2 separate regions of the Homo sapiens genome follow, and region 2 is linked to region 1. A link is a contact called in ENCODE Hi-C or POLR2A ChIA-PET data. All regions are on one chromosome and are shown on one strand. Each heading gives the region's core, a stretch centred on a gene start or an enhancer-like site at or near the end of the contact. The rest is flanking DNA. Distances are from core to core; before and after follow the strand shown.

What was found. A loop is a pair of places that touch in the nucleus more often than their neighbours do. ChIA-PET counts read pairs that join two places held with the same protein, here RNA polymerase II (POLR2A). Pooled maps may share reads with other maps.
Region 2: a loop to region 1 is called in a pooled map, with 3 times the contacts of the local background. The contact joins the promoter of DCAKD here to the promoter of GJC1 in region 1. A Hi-C loop is called at or near these places in 2 of 50 pooled maps. POLR2A ChIA-PET finds 5 or more read pairs at or near these places in 7 of 52 experiments (BJ, CD8-positive, alpha-beta memory T cell, H1 and 4 more).

Annotation. Positions count from the first base shown.
Region 1 is chr17:44,827,555-44,832,993 of GRCh38, forward strand. It overlaps GJC1 (gap junction protein gamma 1), which reads right to left and starts at 2,733. Exons shown (of 3, transcript NM_005497.4): 1 at 2,508-2,733. RefSeq lists a silencer at 2,046-2,335 and enhancers at 2,391-3,364, 3,365-4,338.
Region 2 is chr17:45,050,160-45,055,412 of GRCh38, forward strand. It overlaps DCAKD (dephospho-CoA kinase domain containing), which reads right to left and starts at 1,473. Exons shown (of 5, transcript NM_001288655.2): 1 at 1,202-1,473. RefSeq lists a silencer at 1,114-1,613.

The DNA.
Region 1 (5,439 bases), core at 1,483-3,982:
CTGAGGCAGGAGGATGGCTTGAGCCCAGGAATTTGAGGCTGCAGTGTACTATGACAGCCTGGGCATCATAGCAATGTCTTTGAAAAAAAAAAGGATGGCCGGGCACGGTGGCTCACGCCTGTAATCCCAGCACTCTGGGAGGCCGAGGCGGGAGGATCACAAGGTCAGGAGATCGGGACCATCATGGCTAACATGGTGAAACCCCATCTCTGCTAAAACTACAAAAAAAAATTAGCCAGGCGTGGTGGCGGGTACCTGTAGTCCCAGCCACTGCACTCTAGCCTGGGCGACAGAGCAAGACTCCATCTCAAAAAAAAAAGGAAAAGGAAAAAGAAAAAAGAACACACCTCACCAATTTTGAAATGTGAACATACAACAAATAAAGCAATATTTTTTGGAACTCATCACTTTGCATTGAATTAGGCATGGAACAAACACTAAGCATTTGTTAAGAGAACGATGCTCTGGATTTAAATTATATATCCTGTATTCTAAGATCCTCATTACTCAATTGATAGGCAAGCCTGGACCTGGGGGGAAGTGGACTAATCAGAAACACAACCCTGCATTCCTTCCCTTTGGCTGACTTATACAAATATAAGAATAAAATTTAATTGACAAAGGATAACAGCATTTATAAGTAAGATTGTTATGCTGGAGATATGTTAATTAAGTCCTCTGGATTAAAGGCTAAAACTCAATTTTACCTGCATGAATTGATTACAGAGAAAATTACCAGGTCCTTTGCTCCTTTTTAAGAGAACTGTGGTAGAACTTTTTAAGAGAACTGTTTCTGGTAGAAAACAATTCTTAAGTCACACAACCTCAAAAGTTAAAAGTGCTGGCTTTTGAAGAGGTTGTTTGAAATGCTTTGGAAAAATGCACAACAGTTTAAGTAGTAAATAATATTAAGCCATTACAAATCAGGACAAATATTAACAGACCTTCCATACAACTTCTATGTATCTCTTCAATATGCCCTTTGCCTACAGCACTCTGGGCACAAAAATCTGGGGAAAACTAAGATCTGTTTATTGGAGCTTTTTACCTTCTACCCAGAAAAGTTAGTTCGTGTTTAATTCTGACATTACACAGTACTTAAGACATTCAAAGCAACTGCAGTGATACAACTCTATGCTAAGTTTTTTTTAAATCAGTAAACTTAACCCACAACTCACAATATTTTAATCAGGAGCTCTGGAAGTAAGGGTATTTTTCTGTTTTTTTCCATACCCTCTGAGGTTGAAATTTTTTTGCTCTTTTACTCTGAATAATACCTAAACCCTCTCTAGGGAGAGAAATATTTTATTCCTAAATGACATTATTAACGCATTTTTCTACAGATATTAAAGTACTGGAGATATGCTGTTTCCTGCTTATCAGGAAATTAAAATCCCTTTCATTTATGTAGTTTGATTTTTTATAGCGCTTTCACATATATTCACTTGAACGTATACACGACACAAACATATAACAAATTTAGACTTATCAGGCATACAAGATGACCCTCAGCCTGAACTTATTCAAACTTAACTTACTCGATTTCACATCGTCTTGATGCTAACAAAATTAAGCATGAGCATAATGAAATCGGTATCACTGCCAGTTCTCAATGAACAAAAAGAAAACCAAATTCGCCCATTTCGCAAAGGAAAAGTACTCCCAATCAGACAATCGCAAAAAAAAGAACAAAATCTAAACCATACATTCACGTACATCTTTTCAACTCAGAGCTCCAAACGCAGCCGCCAACCACACAACTGCCCACAATCACAGCGGTAGCGCCTACTCTTAATTTTGAAGCTAGAGACTTAAGGAAACACACACACACACAAAACAGTTCTCAAGTTTGACAAAGTGGGGGAAAAGTCATTTTAAGTAAAGACAACGAGTTAATCAGGAGGCGATGAGCCCAGTCCTTCCGCCCCGCTTTCCCGCTTCCAGCCCTCGAACGAACCCTCCTCTAACCCCCGGGAGGCAGGAGTTCCAGCGGGGAGATGCGGGAAGCCTCAGACGAGCCCGCACGCCGCCGGAGACGCAGGGATCGAGGTCGGGGAGACAAAGAGCAGCCCGCGAAGAGCCCGGGCGGCGAGGGGCGGCCCGGCTCCGCCCTGCGCCCCTAACCGCCCGGGTAGTTGTCGGCACCGCCGGGGCGCCGCCGAGTGCGCGCCGCTTCTGTCCGGGCTCCCCGACCGTCGCCCGACACCTCCGCGGCCCAGGACACCCCCGAGCCGTTTCCCTCCCGATTTGGGAGCCGCGCGCCTGGGGACAAAGAGGGAGGGTGCGCCGGGGACAGTGGCAGGACGCGGGCCGGCGACGCCCCTCCGGACTCGGCGGGAACCCCTCGGCGGCGCCCCCCTCCTTCTCCCGCTCTGGCCGCGCTCCTCCCCGGACCTCCGGAGGTTCTCCTCGGCCCCTCCCCGGGCTCCCCAAGAGTTCTCCCGCCTCCCCCTGGGACCCCGCCCCTGGCCCGCTTCTCCTCAGCCGGCCCTGCGGCCGCCCCTCACCCGGCGGCGGGTTCCCCCGGAGCCGCCTCCTCCGCCGGGCCTCGGCCCGTCCCGCCGGTCGCGGCCTCATGTGCCCCGCGTCGCCATCGCCTTCACCCTCGCCTCTCCTCCACCTCCTCCGCCGCTGCCGCCTTCGCCTCAGTCTCCAGCCGAGGCAGAAGCCGCTCCCGCCGCTGCCGCCGCCGCCGCCGCCTCCCGCTCCCGCCGCCGCGACCCGCGGGAAGGCGCCTGCGCACTGCGCGCTGCGGTGGGGGCGGGGGCGTCCCGCCGCGGCCCGGGAGCGGGGGGCGCGCGGCACGTGGCGCTCGAGTGGGAGGGGGGCGCCCCAGAACGCGCGGGAAGCGACGCGAGCGCCAACTTTCCGCGGTCGAGTCCTCGCCGCTCTCTCGGATAGTCCGGGACGCGGCGGAGGCGCGGCGCGCGTGGGAGTCACCCGCGTGGAGTCTGGACCCCGGGTGGGCGCAGACTTCGCTCCGGACAGTTCATTCTTCCAAGCTGATTTTCGGGCGAGAGTCCCCCGCCAGCCGCGCCTCAGTTTGAGCGGGCCGCTAACGGCGCCGTGGGTTCTCGCCTTACCTGGGTATCCTGGGTTGGTTTAGCGGGCCCAGAGTTGTCTTCTGCGCGCTCCGCCGAGGCCTTGGTCCATTGTAGCACGGGATGCTAATGTCTCCTCCCAGGTTCTGCTCTACAATTCCTCGAGGATCTGGCGGGCCCTGCGTGGATCTAGCTAGAGTCGGGGCTCTTAGCAGTGCTCTAGATACTTTTCAGGTCCTGAACTTCTCGGATTAGCAAGACCCTAATAGGCTATTTCCTCTTAACTCTTTGCATCCCAGCAGGATCCCATTCAGAGGACTTGGGAAAAATTTTCATGCATAGGAATCCCCAGTTTTAAAATGCCCAGTAGGAAACCGAAAATTCTCCAAATGCTTTAAGTAGAGTAAGACTTTGGGTAATAAAGGAAGGCTCAGTAAAGAGATGGGCGACCTCTGGAATGATCTCATCTGAGCATCAGAATGCCGATGGACAGGCTTTTATTATTTTGCCCTTTTGACCAGAGGGGAAATTAAGCGCTAACAAGTGAGGTTACTTGCTGCAAGTCAAACTCCCCCACCCAAAGCCAAGCCCTAAGGGGTAGCCCCAGAGTGGAAATCTTGAAGGCTAGGCATCTAATGCACTGACCAGTTTTGTGTGGCCAGTATGTTTTCCAAAAATATGAATTAGTTACCAAAATATTAAAATCCAGATTTCTGGCCTCCCTAAAAAGTCAAAAGCTGCTTACTTTGAGCTTCTCTTTTCACATGGCAGCTCCTCTTGAGTCACCTTGTCCGGGTAGGCAATGTCCCCACTCAGCTGCTTAAATCATTTCATGACCTGCTTGGCCTCGGAGCATTTAAGTACTTCTCCCTGTGATTGCTGTAGTCTGTCCCCACGCCTTATCACATTGCCTCTCTACAGATGTATTTAAAATGACAAGTGTGGGATGGGCGCGGTGGCTCACGCCTGTAATTCCAGCACTTTGGGAGGCCTAGGCAGGCGGATTGCTTGAGCCCTGGGGTTCCAGACCAGCCTGGACAATATGGCAAAACCCCCATCTCTACAAAAAATACAAAAATTAGCCGGGTGTGGTGACGCGCACCTGTGATCCTAGCTACTCCAAGCATGAGGTGGGAGGATCGCTTGAGCCCGGGAGGTCAAGGCTGCAGTAAGCTGAGATAGCGCCACTGCACTCCAGCCTGAGCGACAGAGTGAGACCCTGTCTCAAAAAAATAAGTGAAAAAAATAAAATGACCAGGGTGAAAACTCTGAAAATACCTGGAAATAATAAATAGCATGTAACTAAAATAACACAGGAAACAACATCATTGTACCTGTTGAATAAAATATTAAAATTCTCACAGCCTGCAACTGTAAACTAGTACAAATAACTTTTTTGTTTTGTTTTGTTTTGAGGGAGAGTCTCACTCTGTCGCCAGGCTGGAGTGCAGTGGGCGCCATCTAGGCTCACTGCAAGCTCCACCTCCCCGGTTCAAGCAATTCTCCTGCCTCAGCCTCCCGAGTAGCTGGGACTACAGGCGCACGCAACCACGCCCAACTAATTTTTGTATTTTTAGTAGAGACAGGGTTTCACCATGTTGGCCAGGATGGTCTCGATCTCCTGACCTTGTGATCCGCCTGCCTCGGCCTCCCAAAGTGCTGGGATTACAGGCATGAGCCACCGTGCCTGGCCTAAATCACTTTGTTGTTGTTTTTGCAACAGAGTCTCACTCTGTCGCCCACGCTGGAGTGCAGTGGGGTGATCTCGGCTCACTGCGATGTCCGCCTCCCAGGTTCAAAAGATTCTACTACCTCAGCCTCCGGAGTAGCTGGGAATACAGGTGCCCGCCATCATGCCTGGCTAATTTTTGTATTTTTAGTAGAAAGGGGGTTTCACCATGTTGGCCAGGCTGGTCTCAAATCCTGACCTCAAGTGATCTGCCCGCCTTGGCCTCCCAAAGAGCTGGGATTACAGACATGAGCCACCGTGCCCAGCGGACTTTGCAAAACTGGCAATATCTACTGTTGAGGCTCAGAAAATGATTTCCCAGGGCGTGGTGGCTGTAGTCCCAGCTACTCAGGAAACTGCAGTGGGCTATGATTATGCCACTACACTCCAGCCTGGAAGACAGAGCGAGACCCCATCTCTTTAAAAAAGAAAGAAAGAAAACAATATCCCAAAGTATGGAGCTTTGGCGTGCTGAGTGCTTTGAACTAAAGGAGATTGGAAGGCCTCAGAAGCAAAGTCTCTCTCTGACCTTCTCCTGCCCTCCTGTCTCCCGCCCCTTTCTCCCCTGAAGCGAGTCATAGAAATAAAAATTCCTCTTCCCCAAGGCGGGTCATAGAAACTAGAACCCCTCTCCCCCAAAGCAAGCCATAAAACCAGAAAGGTCACTCT
Region 2 (5,253 bases), core at 223-2,722, 220 kb after region 1:
CCTCCCGAGTAGCTGGGACTACAGGCATGCACCACCATGTCCGGCTAATTTTTTTGCATTTTTAGTTGACACGGGGGTTTCACCATGTTGACCAGGCTGGTCTCGAACTCCTAACCTCGGGTGATCCACCCTCCTCAACCTACCAAAGCGCTGGGATTACAGGCGTGAGCCACCGTGCCCGGCCCAGAGGGTAATTTTCAAAACAAAGCTAAGTTCGTGGCTTGCCTGCCTTCAGCTATCAGCCCTCTTCTTCTCTCCTTAAGGTACAGGCACCAAGAGGGGCTCGGAGACCATTTAAACGTTATTTACCAAGGGGACAGATTCAGACCTTGGTGAAGACAGACAGAGGAGGATTTGGTGGGAATTTAGGGCCCTGCTGAGACAAAAACCACCCGAACCCGTCTGTCCACTTTCTATCCATCTACCAGATCTCTAGCATTTCACCCCTTTCCCCAGGCCTATGCCAGCACTGTGCCACACCAACTCAATCTTGATTTATTCAGGTAAAATGAGCACTCTCCCTCCTGCAAAAACAAACACGTTTAAGACATAAAACATATTCAAAGGCTTCCATTTCCTCACCGTTAGAATTGAGACTTAATGTCAAAGTTCACTTGGGTAGGTTGAATCATTTTCCCACAACTAAGGGAGAGTGAAAAATCTTTGAAAACTCTGTAAGCAAACACCTGAAATGCCAACGCCTCCTTTGCGGAGCTGGGGAAGGAAGAGACGGGTGGCCGGATGGCCTCCCTCACTAGTTGGTGGGCGTGAGATCCACGCCGCCCCAGTCCCGGGGGCCTTCACTAAAACCTTAACTGGCCTCCCAGGGGAGAGGGAAGCGGAGGAGAGGGGTCTGAAAATCGGAGATGATCACTCAGCTCAACAGTAAAGCACTTTATACCCACCCTATGGGACAGATACTGTAGCTTTATTCCCATTTTTCAGATGAGCAAACTTGGGATCGGAAAGATACCCCAAGGTCACACAACTGAAGTGGCAGAAGCTAGATTCAAGAATCAATCGGCCCGCAAAGTTCTAAAGGGCAGTGGCTTTGGTCTGATCCTGAGTTTGAATCCACAATCTCCAGCCCTTTCTAGCTGTAAACCTTCCTGCGCGTCCTCAGCCGTAAAACAGAGGAAATAACACGTTGCTTGGTAGGGTTGCTGTCAAGACAATGGGCCGTGGATATAAAAGCACTTGCCTTAGTGCTGGCCGCATACGACGCGCTCAATACATCGTAACTCAGGCTTTCAAAAGAGGCCCGTACGCCCCACTAGGCCGCGAAATTGGGTCGCCCGGGGCGGTGGCAGCCCCGCGTAGCAGCCGCGGCCAGGGCCCGCCCCCTCCCCGGCGCCCGGCTGGCTCTCACCGGCCCGCGTGGCGCGCTACGTACCCAGCGCCTCCGCCGTGGCCCAGGCCTCCGCCTCTAGCCCAATCTCCGCAGCGCTTACAGGCCGGCTCAGCGGGCGAGGCGGGACCTCGGGAGCGCGCGCCTGCAGACCGGACGTCCGGCCAGCAGGCGGGGCCGGGAGAGGTTGGACGGGCGGGGCCGGGAGAGGTTGGGTGGGCGGGCGGGGCCGGGAGAGGTTGGGCGGGCGGGCGGGCGGGGCCGGGAGAGGTTGGGCGGGCGGGCGGGCGGGGCCGGGAGAGGTTGGGCGGGCGGGCGGGCGGGGCCGGGAGAGGTTGGGCGGGCGGGCGGGCGGGGCCGGGAGAGGTTGGGCGGGCGGGCGGACGCGGGAGAGGTTGGGCGGGCGGGCGGACGCGGGAGAGGTTGGGCGGGCGGGCGGACGCGGGAGAGGTTGGGCGGGCGGGCGGACGCGGGAGAGGTTGGGCGGGCGGGCGGACGCGGGAGAGGTTGGGCGGGCGGGCGGACGCGGGAGAGGTTGGGCGGGCGGGCGGACGCGGGAGAGGTTGGGCGGGAGAGGTTGGGCGGGAGGGCGGCCGGACGGACGCGGGAGAGGCCGGCGGGGAGAGCTCGGCCCCGGAGCACGGCACAGAGGTCCCCCGCAACCCCCGACCCGGAGCCATAAATTTTCCTTTCCCCGGAGCCGGGAAGGAGAGGGAGAGAGAGGAGAGGGGCAAAACTGCAGGGTCCTAACTTCGGATATAAAGCTCGGCCACTCGCTACTTGTGCAGCCTTGGCAGAGGTGATCATGAGCACTTTCCACCTGCCAGGTCCTAAGAGCACTTTGTGGGATTATCTCAGCCCGCACAGTCCGCAGGGTGGATACTATCATCATCCCCATTTTACACAACAGGAAACTATGTTTAGCGGTTAATCCATTTGCCCTCTCATACAAAGTCATGTGATTGCAGAGCCCGCATCCTGTCCATACAAGCCTAGCAAGCCACTCAGCCTCTCATCCTGTCTCCTCTCAAAGTGGGGATAATCGCAGCCGTGCAGCGTTGTTGAAAGAATACATAAAAGCCGGGCACGGTGGCTCACACCTGTAATCTCAGCACTTTGGGAGGATCACTTGAGCCCAGGAGTTCGAGACCAGCCTAAACAAGAGTGAGACTAACCCCCGATCTCTACAAAAAAAAAAAACAAAAAACAAACTAGCCAGGCATGGTGACAGTGTGGTCTCATTTACTCGGGAGGCTGAGGCAGGAGGATGGCTTGAGCCCAGGAGGTCAAGGCTGCAGAGAGCCATGATGGTACCACTGCACTCCAGCCTGGGCAACAAAACGAGACCTTGCCTCAAAAAAAATAAAGCATCTAGGCCGGGCGCTGTGGCTCACGCCTGTAATCCCAGCACTTTGGGAGGCCAAGGCGGGTGGATCACCTGAGGTCAGGAGTTTGAGACCAGCCTGGCCAACATGGCAAAATCCCGTCTCTACTAAAAATACAAAATTAGCCGGGCGTGGTGGTGAATGCCTGTAATCCCAGCTACACGGGAGGCTGAGGCAGGAGGATTGCTTGAACCCGGGAGGTGGAGGTTGCAGTGAGCCCAAGATCCGGTCACTGCACTCCAGCCTGGGAGACTACAGCAAGACTCTGTCTCCAGTTAAAAAAAAAAAAAAAAAAAAAAAAAAACTAGTTATCTAGTTATGCCTCACATATAGCAGGAAGTTGTTTTTGTTTTTTTTTTGTTTGGTTTGTTTGTTTGTTTGTTGAGACAGAGTTTCGCTCTATTGCCCAGGCTGGGGTGCAGTGGCAGGATCTTGGCTCACTGCAGCCTCTGCCTCCCAGGTTCAAGCGATTCTCCTGCCACAGCTTCCCGAGTAGCTGGGACTAGAGGTGTGCGCCACCACATCCAGCTAATTTGTTTTGCTTTTGAGATGGAGTTTTGCTCTTGTTGCCCAGGCTGGAGTGCAGTGGCATGATCTCGGCTCACTGCAACCTCTACCTCCCGGGTTCAAGCGATTCTCCTGCCTCAGCCTCCCAAGTAGCTAGGATTACAGGCATGTACCACCACACTCGGCTAATTTTGTATTTTTAGTAGAGATGGGGTTTCACCACGTTGGCCGGGCTGGTCTGGAAATCCTGACCTAGGTGATCCACCCACCTCGGCCTCCCAAAGTGCTAGGATTACAGGCGTCAGCCACCATGCCCAGCACATCTGGCTAATTTTTGTATTTCTAGTAGAGATGGGGTTTGGCATGTTAGCCAGGCTGGTCTCAAACTCCTGACCTCAGGTGATCCACCCACCTCGGCCTCCCAAAGTGCTGGGATTATAGGCATGAGCCACGGTGCCTCACCAGCAGGAAGTTTTTAATTAACACCTACCCTGTCTCCCTTCCCTTTCCTTAAACTGTATCTCTATTCTCTACTTCCTTTAAGGTAGGAATCTTGCCTATCTACTACTACAATACCCAGTGCCCTGCACAGTAGGGATTCAGTATATTGAGGAATTAAGTAATTTAACATCTTTCTCAGATCACCTGAGTCCCTGAAAGCTTTCTTCCTGACTTCAACAGTCAAGGAGACCTACTGCCATCACCCAATAAAAAGGATTCCATCTTGTGTCCAAAAGGGCCATTTGGTACAAACACCCTGCCAGTATTTGAATCTCTTCCACATTATCTCTGCCATGTATACATGTACATGTCCCATGTTGGGGAACTCACTGCCACTCAAGACAGTTTTATTTATTTTTTTTTTTGAGACAGAGTCTGGCTCTGTTGCCTAGGCTGGAGTACAATGGCGTGATCTCAGCTCACTGCAACCTCCGCCTCCCGGGTTCAAGTGATTCTCCTGCCTCAGCTTCCCTAGTAGCTGGGATTACAGGTGCCTGCCACCATGCCAGGCTAATTTTTACATTTTTAGTAGAGATGGGGTTTCACCATGCTGGCCATGCTGGTCTCGAACTCCCAACCTCAGGCGATCTGCCTGCCTCAGCCTCCCAAAGTGCTGGGATTACAGGTGTGAGCCACCACACCTGGCTGACAGTTGTTATTTTTTCAAGTCCAGTCTTGGCAGTTAGAAAGTTCTTTCTTAGGCAGTATCTCTCCTAGTTTTAAACCGTGGGGCCATACAGAACAAATCTAATTCTATTTTATAGAGCCAGATTTAATGGCTCAATTCCCTTCCTTGATCAAACAATGTATAGCTAACCTAATCCTGTGGTTCTCACCCTTTTCCCTACTCCTGACACATCCAAGGGATACCCAGACTCCCACCAGTAATCATGGCTGGCCAAGACAGGGATAGGAACAGGCCTGGCCTGTCCCCCCAAATTATCTGGATCTTCCTGGGACACAGTGTTAGGAAACCGTCCAGATGACCCTACTTTTCTCAGATACTGCCTTACAGTATTATAACTATTCATGTACAAGTGAGAGCCTTGTCTTCCAAGGAGGTATCCTTGTGGTCCGATTTGCCAAAAGCAGCTGCACCTCTGCCCCAGGAAGATCCCATAGGAAAGGGTGAAGGGCTGCTACAGGGCCTTCAACCCAGGCACCTCCTCCATAATGAAACTTGGGCTTTGGAGTTTCCATGTGATGCCATCAAGGGCTTTTTCAGCTCAAATATATGTCTTTCATGATTCAGGATGGCAATAAGAAACTTTGAGCTGGCTGTAGCTACTTACACAATCTCATTTTATCCTGAGAGTGGCCTGCATCTCAGTCACCTCTGTGTCCTTAGCATTTAGCATGATGCCTGGAATACAGTTCTGCTTCTCATTTTGTTTGATGAACAACCCTGAGTCCATTAGAGATGACTCCTTTGGCTCCTGGTTTTAAATTTATTTTCTGTACGTTTATTTATTTATTTATTTATTTATTTATTTTTGAGACAGGGTCTCACTC